Linked DNA regions of Homo sapiens: region 1 is linked to region 2. Evidence: read pairs that join two places in POLR2A ChIA-PET (ENCODE). Cell type or tissue: B cell. All regions are shown on one strand. Each heading gives the region's core, and the rest is flanking DNA. Links, peaks and the distances in the headings are about the cores only. Region 1 has its middle 25 kb from the start of TMEM39B. Region 2 overlaps PTP4A2 (protein tyrosine phosphatase 4A2).

Region 1 (5,386 bases), core at 272-5,271, 120 kb after region 2:
TTCAGTGCGAAGGATAAAAAATCTGGTGTGGGAACTGTAGTGGCTGCAGGGAACTGGGACAACAGTGGTAGACCACAGGAACGATCTTGAAACAAGGACTGGCTCCTTGGGCACAACTCAAACTATGTTGGGTCTCTTTCTGCCTCTACTCAAGATTCAGGTTTTAGAGAGGGAATATCAGACTGGATTAGCTGAGTCACATGCGTAAGAAAAACCAGTTCCTCAAAAGGCAGTTGGTGAGTTGTTAGGAAAGGGAAATGGATGCTGGGCAGCCCAGAAACAATTGTCCAGTAATATCCATATTTTACAGAAGTAACTTAGACCTAGTGAAGTTAAGTAACTTCCCAGGGTCCCATAATTAGTATGGCTGGTACTCAAGCTCAAGATTTCTGTTGCCAAAACCTGTCATCTTAATCCTATACTATACTGTCCTTAATCTAGGGAAAGGGTATTTCTTTTTTTTTTTTGGTTTTTTTGGTTTTCTTTTGTTTTGTTTTTTTTGAGACGGAGCCCTGCTCCATTACCCAGGCTTGGCTGCAGTGGCGCAATCTCAGCTCACTGCAACCTCCGCCTCTGGGTTCAAGCAATTCTCCTGTCTCAGCCTCCCGAGTACCTGGGACTACAGGCACCTGCCACCACGCCTGGCTAATTTTTGTATTGTTTAGTAGAGACGAGGTTTCACCTTATTGGTCAGGCTGGTCTCGAACTCCTGACCTCAGGTGATCCACCCACCTTGGCCTCCCAAAGTGCTGAGATTACAGGCGTGAGCCACCACACCCGGCTGGGAAAGGATATTTCTTATACTTAGGAGGTCCTTCATAGGGATAATTGTGGTATAGAAGAAAGGATGTGGAGTTTGACTCCCTGGTTTGTGTAGTTGGGGGCTGTGACAACAGTGAGCTTTCCTGTTAATTGAAGCCATTAAGCAACTAACTGGCTGATTTTTTCTCTGCTCTGAGGTGTTAGGATTAGGATGACACTGAGGAGAAAGGCCTAACTAGGTAAGCCCTACGCATATAGAACCTTTCACAGTGAAATTTGGCTTCTTGGAATTTCTTTTTCTTCCAAGCCTGCCTCTCAGCCTGTGAGAGATCTGGAAGCTTTAAGAGAGGGGCATATGTACTGAACAAGATTCTGGGCACCTGGCAAGTCCTACGTTTGATGTTGGTCACATGAATGGCTAGGAAATTTAGCGTGGGGAATCCCTGAATGCAGAGAATTTAGTCTCAACTCTTCCTAGGGTAGTCTGAAGAAGAAAAATGGATTAGAAGTTTGGGGAAACCTTTCATTTGGACTGTGAACTGTGCTTGGAAAGGCAGGTTCTGTTTGTGGACCTAGGCCTGCTGGTGTTCTGCCTGTTCTGGACATGTAGCTTCGCCCATTGATCCAAGTGTTTTCTGTAAAATTCTATCACTCACTACCTGTGAACTTTATTTATTTATTTTAAGGTGGAGTCTCACTCTGTTGCCCAGGCTGGAGTGCAGTGGTGTGATTTCAGCTTACTGCGACCTCCACCTCCCGGGTTCAAGCGATTCCCCTGCCTCAGCCTCCGGAGTAGCTGGGATTATAGGCACACACCACCACGCCTGGATAATTTTTGTATTTTTAGTAGAGATGTGGTTTCACCATGTTGGCCAGGCTAGTCTTGAACTCCTGGCTTCAAGTGATCCGCCCACCTCAGCCTCCCAAAGTGCTAGGATCACAGGCGTGAGCCACTGTACCCGGCCAGCCTGTGAACTTTTATTACAATTCTGTAAGCTTTAGAGACAGGCAAGATTGGGTATCTGTCCTGGCTCTGCTTCATGTGAGCCTTTGTCACCTTAGTCAGAAACAAAACCCTTTCAGTGCCTCATTTATCATCAAATGAAGTTGATGATAATACCTGACATTTATCACTGTATGCATCATAATATCCTAACAGAGTTAGTAAGTATCTCATTTGGTCCCTTTCTACCTTTGTTTCTGTTTTGAGGAAAAATTCACATAGCATAAAATTTACAATTTTAAAGTGTACAATGCAGTAGTTTTTAGTATATTTATACTGTGCAACCATTTCCACTATTTAATTCCAGAATATTTCCATCACTCTAAAAACAAATCTTATATCTGCTAATAGTCACTCCCAACTCCCTTCTCTCCCCAGCTGTTGGCAGCCACTACTCTTTCTGTGGGTTTGCCTATTCTGAACATTCCATATAAATGGAATCATATAATATATGCTTTTTGGAATTGGCTTCTTTGACTTTGCATAGTGTTTGGTTCATCCAGGTTATAGCATGTAACATAGTACTTCATACTAGTCATAGGAAACATTACTTCCAAAAGCAGCCCATTTCATTAGAGATGGCTCTAAGTATTTTATCTCTCATTTTGAATGAGACCTGTACCTCAGTAATTTAAACTGAATCTGCTTTGGACCTCTGAAGCAACATCCTTTCAGGTATTTGAAGATCATTTTCATTACTGTGTCTTTCCCTTCTCTAAAAATTTTCTTGGCTGCGCATGGCAGCTCATGCCTGTAATCCCAACACCTGGGGAGGCTGAGTTGGGAGGATCACTTGAGGCCAGGAGTTCAAGACAAGCCGGGACAACATAGCAGACTCTGTCTCTACAAAAAGTTAGCTGGGCATTAGCTGGGCATGATGGCTTGCACCTCTTATCCTAGCTACTCAGGAGGCAGGGGAAGGAGGATCACTTGAGTCGAGGAGTTCAAGGTTACAGTATGCTATGATCACAACACTGTACTCCAGCCCGGGTAGAAAGTTTTTAAAATACTATTGGTCCCAATAAAATACATTTGCTGCATGCCAGATGTGGCCTTTAGCTTACCAGTTTGCAGCCTGTGGTTAGCTTCTGTTAGTATAAATTAAAGGTCATGTTAGCATTTTTAAGTGATTCTTTTTGGACAGACATAACTGTCCTAGTGGCAAAGAAGTCTAGAGTTTTGGCGGAATTTTAAAATAACAACTTTATTGAGATATAATTCACATACCATACTGTTCTCTCACTTAAAGTGTATAATTCAGTGGTTTTTAGTATATACAGAGTTGTTCAGTCATCACTAGGGCCCATTTAAAATGTCTTTATCATTCCAAAAAGAAACCCCATGCCTTTTATCTGTCTTCCACCAATCTATTTATTCCCTCCAGCCGTAGGCTACTACTCTGCTTTCTGTCTCTAAAGATGACAAGGGTTTAGCCTCCAGAAGGCTAAGTCCAAGGGTTTAGCCAGTCACAGAAGACCACTTTCTGTATGATTTCATACAAATGAAATTATACAATAAGTGGTCTTCTGTGACTGGCTTCCTTTTTGTTTTTTTTTTGTTTTTTTGGTTTTTTTTTGAGACGGGGTGTTGCTCTGTCGCTCAGGTTGGAGTGCAGTGGTGCGATCTCAGCTCACTGCAACTGCAACCTCCGCCTCCCAGGTTCAAGCGATTCTCCTGCCTTCCTGAGTAGCTGGGATTATAGGCACGCGCCTCCATGCCTGGCTAATTTTTGTATTTTTGGTAGAGGTGGGGTTTCACCGTGTTGGCCAGGCTGGTCTCGAACTCGTGACTTCAGGTGATCCGCCTACCTTGGCCTTCCAAAGTTTGGGATTACAGACGTGAGCCATCACGCTCAGCTGACTGGCCTCCTTTCACTTCGGATGTTTTCAAGGTTCATCCATGTTGTAGCATGTATCCCTACTTTGTTCTTTTTTTTTTTTTTACTGTTAAATGCGATTTCACTGTATGCATATACTACGTTTCATTTATTCATTGATCCATTGACAGGCATTTGGATTATTTCTACTTTTTGGCTATTATGAATAATACTGCTTTGAATATTTGTATATAAGTTTTTGTGTGGACATGTTTTCAGTTTCTTGGGTATATACCTAGAAGAATTTCTGGGTTCTGGGTCATACGGTGACTCTGTTTATTTTTTTATTTTTTATTTTTTTTTTTTTGAGACAGAGTCTCACTCTGTCGCCCAGGCTGGAGTGCAGTGGCACGATCTCAGCTCACTGCAACCTCCGCCTCCTGGGTTCAAGTGATTCTCCTGCCTCAGCCTCCCAAGCAGCTGGGAATATAGGCACGTGCCACCACACCCGGCTAATTCTTTGTATTTTTAGTAGAGACGGGGTTTCACCGTGTTAGCCAGGATGGTCTCGATCTCCTGACCTCATGATCCACCTGCCTCAGCCTCCCAAAGTGCTGGGATTACAGGCATGAGCCACCACGCCCGGCCTGTTTAATTTTTTTAGGAACTGCCAAATTGTTTTCTGCAGAGAGCCTGTACCATTCCTACCAGCAACATATGAGGGTTCCAAATGCTCCATATCCTCACCAACATTTACTTTATTATAGCTATCTTTAGTGGGTGTGAAGTGGTACCTCACTGTGGTTTTGATTTGCATTTCCCTAATGACTAATGTCATTGAGCATATTTTCATGTGCTTGTTAGCCAATTATATATCTTCTGTGGAAAAATGTCTATCTAAATACTTTGCCCACTTTTAAATGGGATAATTTGTCTTTTTATTAGCGAGTTGTAAGTTCTTTATATATTCTGGACGCTAAACTCTTGTCAGATGTATGATTTGCAAATATTTTCTCCCATTCAGTGGGTTGTCCTTTTACTTTCTTTAAATCACCAAAATTTTCCATTTTGTTGAAGTCCAGTTTATCTGTTTTTTTCTTTTTTGTCATAGGTAATAAACTATTGTCTCATTCAAGGTCAGGATTGTACCTGTTTGTTTCTTTCTCAGTTTTTTAGTTTTAGTTCTTTTTGTTTGTTTGTTTGTTTGTTTGTTTTTTGGAGACAGAGTCTGACTCTGTCCCCCAGGCTGGAGTGCAGTGGTATGATCTCAGTTCACTGCAACCTCCAGCTCCCGGGTTCAAGCAGTTCTCATGCTTCACCCTCCCAAGTAGCTGGTACTACAGGTGCGTGCCATCATGCCTGGCTAATTTTTTTTATTTTTTAGTAGAGGCAAGGTTTCACCATGTTGGCCAGGCCAGGCTGGTCTTGAACCCCTGAGCTCAGGCAGTCCACCCACCTCGGCCTCCCAAAGTGCTAAGATTACAGGTGTAAGCCACCACACCCAGCTTTAATTCTTGCATTTAGGTCTATGATTCATTTTATGTTAACTTTTGTGTGTGTGGCCTGGGGTGGGGGTTCAAATTATTATTTTTTTTTGAGACAGAGTCTCACTCTGTCACCCAGGCTGGAGTGCAGTGGCTCAATCTCGGCTCATTGCAACCTCTGCCTCCCAGGTTCAAGTTCAAGCAGTTCTCCCTGCCTCAGCCTCCCAAGTAGCTGGGATTACAGGCGCCCACCACCATGCCCAGCTAATTTTTGTATTTTTAGTAGAGACGGGGTTTTGCCATGTTGGCCAGGCTGATCTC
Region 2 (5,386 bases), core at 136-5,135:
GAACTGAGATTGCGCCACTGCACTCCAGCCTGGCCACAGAGCTAGATTCCGTTTCAAAAAATTAAAAAAAAAAAAAAATATATATATATATATATATTTATCTCTCCTATCAATCCACTCACATCAGGATTTCTAAGAAATCATCCCTTTACATTTCCAAATTAAATGATACAATAAACCCTCTAATTTGGTGAGCTACGCCAGTATTCACCAAATTAAAACAGCACATTAAAATATAAAGGTACAATAAAAGAATTCTAGATTTAAGGAAATACAGTCTAAAAGCAAAGGTCTAAAAAAAACGAGTATGCATATATTTACTGCTACTTTTCTTACCAGAAATTTTACAGGAAGTAATGCAAATTTGAGTCAGCTTGGTTTCAACAATCAGTCAACATGAAAGCCTAATAATGTAATATACAACTAACACCTTGCAACATTTTTTTCCTAAAGCAAATTCCCTTCATGTCAATAGCCACTTTTATTTCCCCTTAAAATAAGTATAAAAAATCTAATCTGTCAACAGTAAAGAATTTATCCTCCTGAAGAGCTAGGCATTTTCCTCAAATTCTTTCATTAATTCAAATATTTACAGAACATGTACTATGGGTCACATACTCTTACAGGTGCAAGAGCAATAAGCAAAACAAAAATTTCTGTTGGGATGGATCTTACACTTTACTGGGCAGAAAAAAAGAAATAAAAATGTCACTGCTCTGGAGAAAAATTAGAAGTAGGGGAATTAGCAGTGCCAGAGGGAGGGGGGTTCCAATTTTAAATAAGGCTAACAGGAAAGGCCTCACTGAAAAAAGTGACTTTTTATCCAAGAGCTGAGAGTGTGAGCCAAACAGGTATTTGGGGAGCATTTTAGGCAGAGGATTAACTGCTGCAAAGGTTATGAGGTGGGGACAAGCTTAGAGTATGCTAGGAACAAGGGAACCAATGCTACTGGAACAGAGAGGACAATGGAATGAATAGAGTCAGAGAAATAAAAGAGAGCCTTATAGGCCACTAAAAGCATTTGACTTTTATTCAGAAAATGATGCCTCTCCAAATGAAGCCAATGAAGGGTTTCACTCAAGAGTGACAACTCAAAGCCATAAAAAATAATGAAATCATGTCCTTTGCAGCAACATGGATGCAGCTGGAGGCCATTATCCTAAGCGAATTAACGCAGGAACAGAAAACCAAATACCGCATGTTCTCACTTATAAGTGGGAGCTAAACACTGAGTACACATAGACTCAAAGAGGGGAACAACAGACACTGGGGACCACTTGAGGGTGGAGGGTGAGAGGAGAGTGGGGCTTGAAAAACTACTTATCAGGTACTATGCTTGCTAACTGGTGACGAGGTGACAAAATCATTTGTACGCCAAACCCGAGCGACATTCAATTTACCCACGTAACAAACCTGCACATGTACACACTGAACCTAACATAAAAGCTGAAAAAGGAGAGAAAAAAAGAGTGATAACTTAGGTTTTACAAAGGATCACTCTATCTGCTATGTGGAAACATTACAAAAATGGTAAGGGTGGAAGCAAGGAGACAAGTAGATATAATGGTAGCTTAGACCAGGGTAACAGCAGTAGGGAAGATAAGAAGGGGTCAGTTTCAAGATACACTTTGACGTGGGATTTGTCCACAGACTGGATATAGAGTTTATGAAAAACAGTCAAGGCTCTGAGTAACTACAGAACTTGTGGAGTCCAACTTAATATTCAGAGGCTATTCAGACAATAGATTGTAAAATCTTCTCAACCATCAAAGTAGTAGGGAAAGTCCTCTGTAAAATGCTACTGTACCTATTGTATTTTGACCACTTGGGGGAAAAAAGTGTCTGAAAACTTGTAAACTAAAAAACCTCACCTTTAATTAGTAAAGCGTTTAATTAGTAAACACGCATCTTCTGATTAACTGGTCTCAAACTGAAAATTTATTCATCTCTTATAACCTACTCCCAAATCAAGTAGATAGAACAACAGTTCTATCTATCCTCTGCACTACCTACCTTTGTTTATCCCTCTACTGTTCCATTTATCAAACTAAAATAATCTAGTCCTTGAAACTTAGATTTAAATTAATATTATATTATATATAACAAATATATATTATAACATATATTTATATATTATAATATATAAATATAATAATATAATATATAGCATAATATAATTATATACAATATAATATTAATATTAATATCCCTCCTTACCCACAATAACTACAGTCCTAGGAAGGTGATAAAGAGGTATCAATTCAATTCTACACAAATAAGGATCCAAAATGTCAGTGAATAAGCCAAAAATAAGATGCTTTTTTTACTGTTAAAAAAAATTTTTTGGCCGGGCGCGATGGCTTACGCCTGTAATCCCAGCACTTTGGAAGGCCAAGATGGGCGGATCACCTGAGGTCAGGAGTTCAAGACCAGCCTGGCCAACATGGCAAAACCCTGTCTCTACCAAAAATACAAAAACTAGCCAGGTATTGTGGCGCATGGCTGTAGTCCCAGCTCAGGTGGCTGAAGCAGGAGAATTGCTTGAACCTGGGAGGCGGAAGTTGCAGTGAGCCAAGATCGTGCCACTGTACTCCAGCCTGGGTGACAGAGTGAAACTCTGTCTCAAAAAAAAAAAAAAAAAAAAAAAATTTCATAGTTACTCCCTTGGTTATTCCCACTTTTCCACTTCCTCATTTAAGGAGGGAACTTGAGACTCAAGTCCCAGTACAGAAATCAATAATCAGTTCTATAAAAAGAAATCATGACCTTGATGGTGGGAAAATGTCTTAACATTTCAAAACCAGTAGAAGATACATGGCCAGCCACTCAGAAAGATAAGGGAAGCAATTAGTCAACAATCGCACCTGCTTCTGAGAACAGTGACAGTTATTCACTGAAGTCCTGTGGGCCCTGTTCCCACCAAAATGAAAAGGGAGTGGTTTTAGATGTGCATGTACCCCGGTGATTAACGGTTGTCCTTTTCTAGTAATTTCTACCTCTACAAATAACTATAAGACAAAAATTGCATTAAATATTTTCAGGCCACACTTAAAAATATTTACTTTACAATTTTGTACTCCATTTTTCCTCTAAAGATTTCCAATTCTCAAAATGAATCTCTTATCTAAAATTGGTATTTTTCCTTTCATAAATAAAATTTAAATGCAGGTTAACAGCACTATGGCCAACGCCGACTTTCTCTTTAAAAAGTATTGGAATAGCACTGGTAATAACATTAAAAAATCCTAACAGCACAATCCTTATATTGAGTATTAATCTAATTGTTTTCAGTTAATCTTTTAAAAATTACATTAAATAGTTTTACTAAATGGATTCTATTCATCCATACTTTTGTGACAAAAGTATCATGGCTATCTTTTCTATGGGGTTTATGTTTAAAGACTTCAGTTTATGTGCATTTTAAGACTCCCAAGCCCCTTTATTATAAAGTTTAAGCACATTCTTTTCCTAAATAACTTTGGTAACCTTCTTAAGAATAGGAACTATCTCCAATTCAGTTGCTTCCCCAGAAAGTTAAATCCTAACATTTGTTTTATTTCCTCCTCCCATCCTTCCTTCTTTAATCTCAAAAGGCTAATTTTTCCAGAGAACAATTTAAGTCTTAATCATTTTAATTTAGTTTCCAACATCACTGTATGTACATTAACCCAAGAACCATTGAATCAATAATTTCATTAATAAATAATTTAAGATTCTGAACTTCAATTGTAATAAAGCAAATTCAGTAGTAAAAATCCAAAAGAACACCTGGAGTCAGCCTGTCAACACCACATTGAAATGTTTTCTGAGCTATATCAGGACAGTTAAAATGGCTGTAACAGCTGCAAGTTCCCTGAGGTTGCAAAATAGATACTTGGGAAAGGTTATTTGAATCACCTTTCAAAATAACCTACAGCACAGGAGTAGCATGCAAAGCAAAAACTTTCCGGCTACTGTTCACATTACCTAAAATATACCATCTCGGGCCGGGCGTGGTGGCTCACGCCTGTAATCCCAGCACTTTGGGAGGCCAAGGCGGGCGGATCACGAGGTCAGCAGATCGAGACCATCCTGGCTAACACGGTGAAACCCCGTCTCTACTAAAAATACAAAAAATTAGCCGGGCGAGGTGGCGGGCGCCTGTAGTTCCAGCTACTAGGGAGGCTGAGGCAGGAGAATGGCGTGAACCCCGGGGGGGCGGAACCTGCAGTGAGCCGAGATTGTGCCACTGCACTCCAACCTGGGCGACAGTGAGACTCCATCTCAAAAAAAAAATAAAAAATACCATATCTCAGAACTTAGTAGTTTATGGGTCAACTTAACTCTTTTCATTTCCCCATTTTGTCAAATGTATTGAGCGTATTTAAAGGTCCTGTTCCAGTATTAATCCCCAAAGAGAGTGAGGGAAACTCTCTATGGACAAGACACAGAATAAAAACATCCCAAAATACATCTTGTCAACATAAATTATTTTGTTTGAGCCCCAGAAATGTTTCTGCTGTTCAGGCACTCTGATCCAAGTTTCCCCTATAACTGGGTAAGTTACACTTCACTTCCTCTCCTAAACTTGCTTTTTATAAATTACATTATAGTTCACAGACATATGTTTGTGTACTGAGTACAATACAAGATAAACAGTCAAGAATCCAAATCATTCTATTTGAAGCTGCTGGTGGCCTTTTAAAATGTACTGTCTATCCACTAATTGTCCAATAATGGCATCCTTTCACAAAACACAGTAACATTACGATCTTTAAAAACCACACAGTGAAAGTAAATATTTCATACTACATATTAACGTGAAATAAAAATGGTGAAATAACTCTATAATGCCATGTCAAGAAGTTATTCTTTACTCACTAGCTCAGCTCAACATGGATTCACCTTCCTTTTCTTCCCAATTAAAGAATGCAAAATTCAATCTTTCTCGTCCTCTTCCTCCAAATGTTTACTGAGATAAGGGACAATATGTCACCTCCCAATTATACCAAAATGCAGCACAGCCAATCTTCAAACAAGCATTTGCAGAGACGTGTGCACATCATACAAACACTATCCAGGATCAAGCTCCTAGAAGAATCAACGTGGGTGAAAAATGCTTGATTGGTATTAAGTTTTCATATTACCACCACAAATTTTAAAGATACAAAGTAAGCGTGAGAAGAATGGAGTAGGATTAAGACTTCTGAAGAAAGGTAAAACTTTTATAATAGAAAACTGGTAGAAACAGTGAAGGAACCATGGTAGTGTGACTTGAGAAAGGTGCTTAGTCTTTGGTTAGATAACTCTGGAGAAGCCTTGACCGGGCTGAGAATTTCAGACCAATTCAAATGCAATAAAAGCTCTTAGGAATTTCAAAGCAGAGTAGTGGTAAGAGAGCAACTCT

What was found. Peaks named below come from ENCODE experiments on the same cell type or tissue, not always from the same donor. Only the 100,000 strongest peaks of a DNase experiment are listed, where the experiment ranks them.
Region 1: POLR2A ChIA-PET joins it to region 2 with 6 read pairs; 5 of 35 experiments call an interaction of 5 or more read pairs at or near these places.

Annotation. Positions count from the first base shown.
Region 1 is chr1:32,045,732-32,051,117 of GRCh38, forward strand. It overlaps a transcript of KHDRBS1 not described here. Among named protein-coding and RNA genes, the nearest start is that of TMEM39B, 25 kb to the right of the region's middle. In B cell, for the core only: no CTCF peak of the experiment used is centred there; no DNase peak of the experiment used is centred there.
Region 2 is chr1:31,926,073-31,931,458 of GRCh38, forward strand. The region is part of intron 1 of PTP4A2 (protein tyrosine phosphatase 4A2); the gene reads right to left. Among named protein-coding and RNA genes, the nearest start is that of PTP4A2, 9.6 kb to the right of the region's middle. In B cell, for the core only: no CTCF peak of the experiment used is centred there; a DNase peak (open chromatin) is centred at 2,844; H3K4me3 peaks cover 2,169 bases; H3K27ac peaks cover 4,603 bases.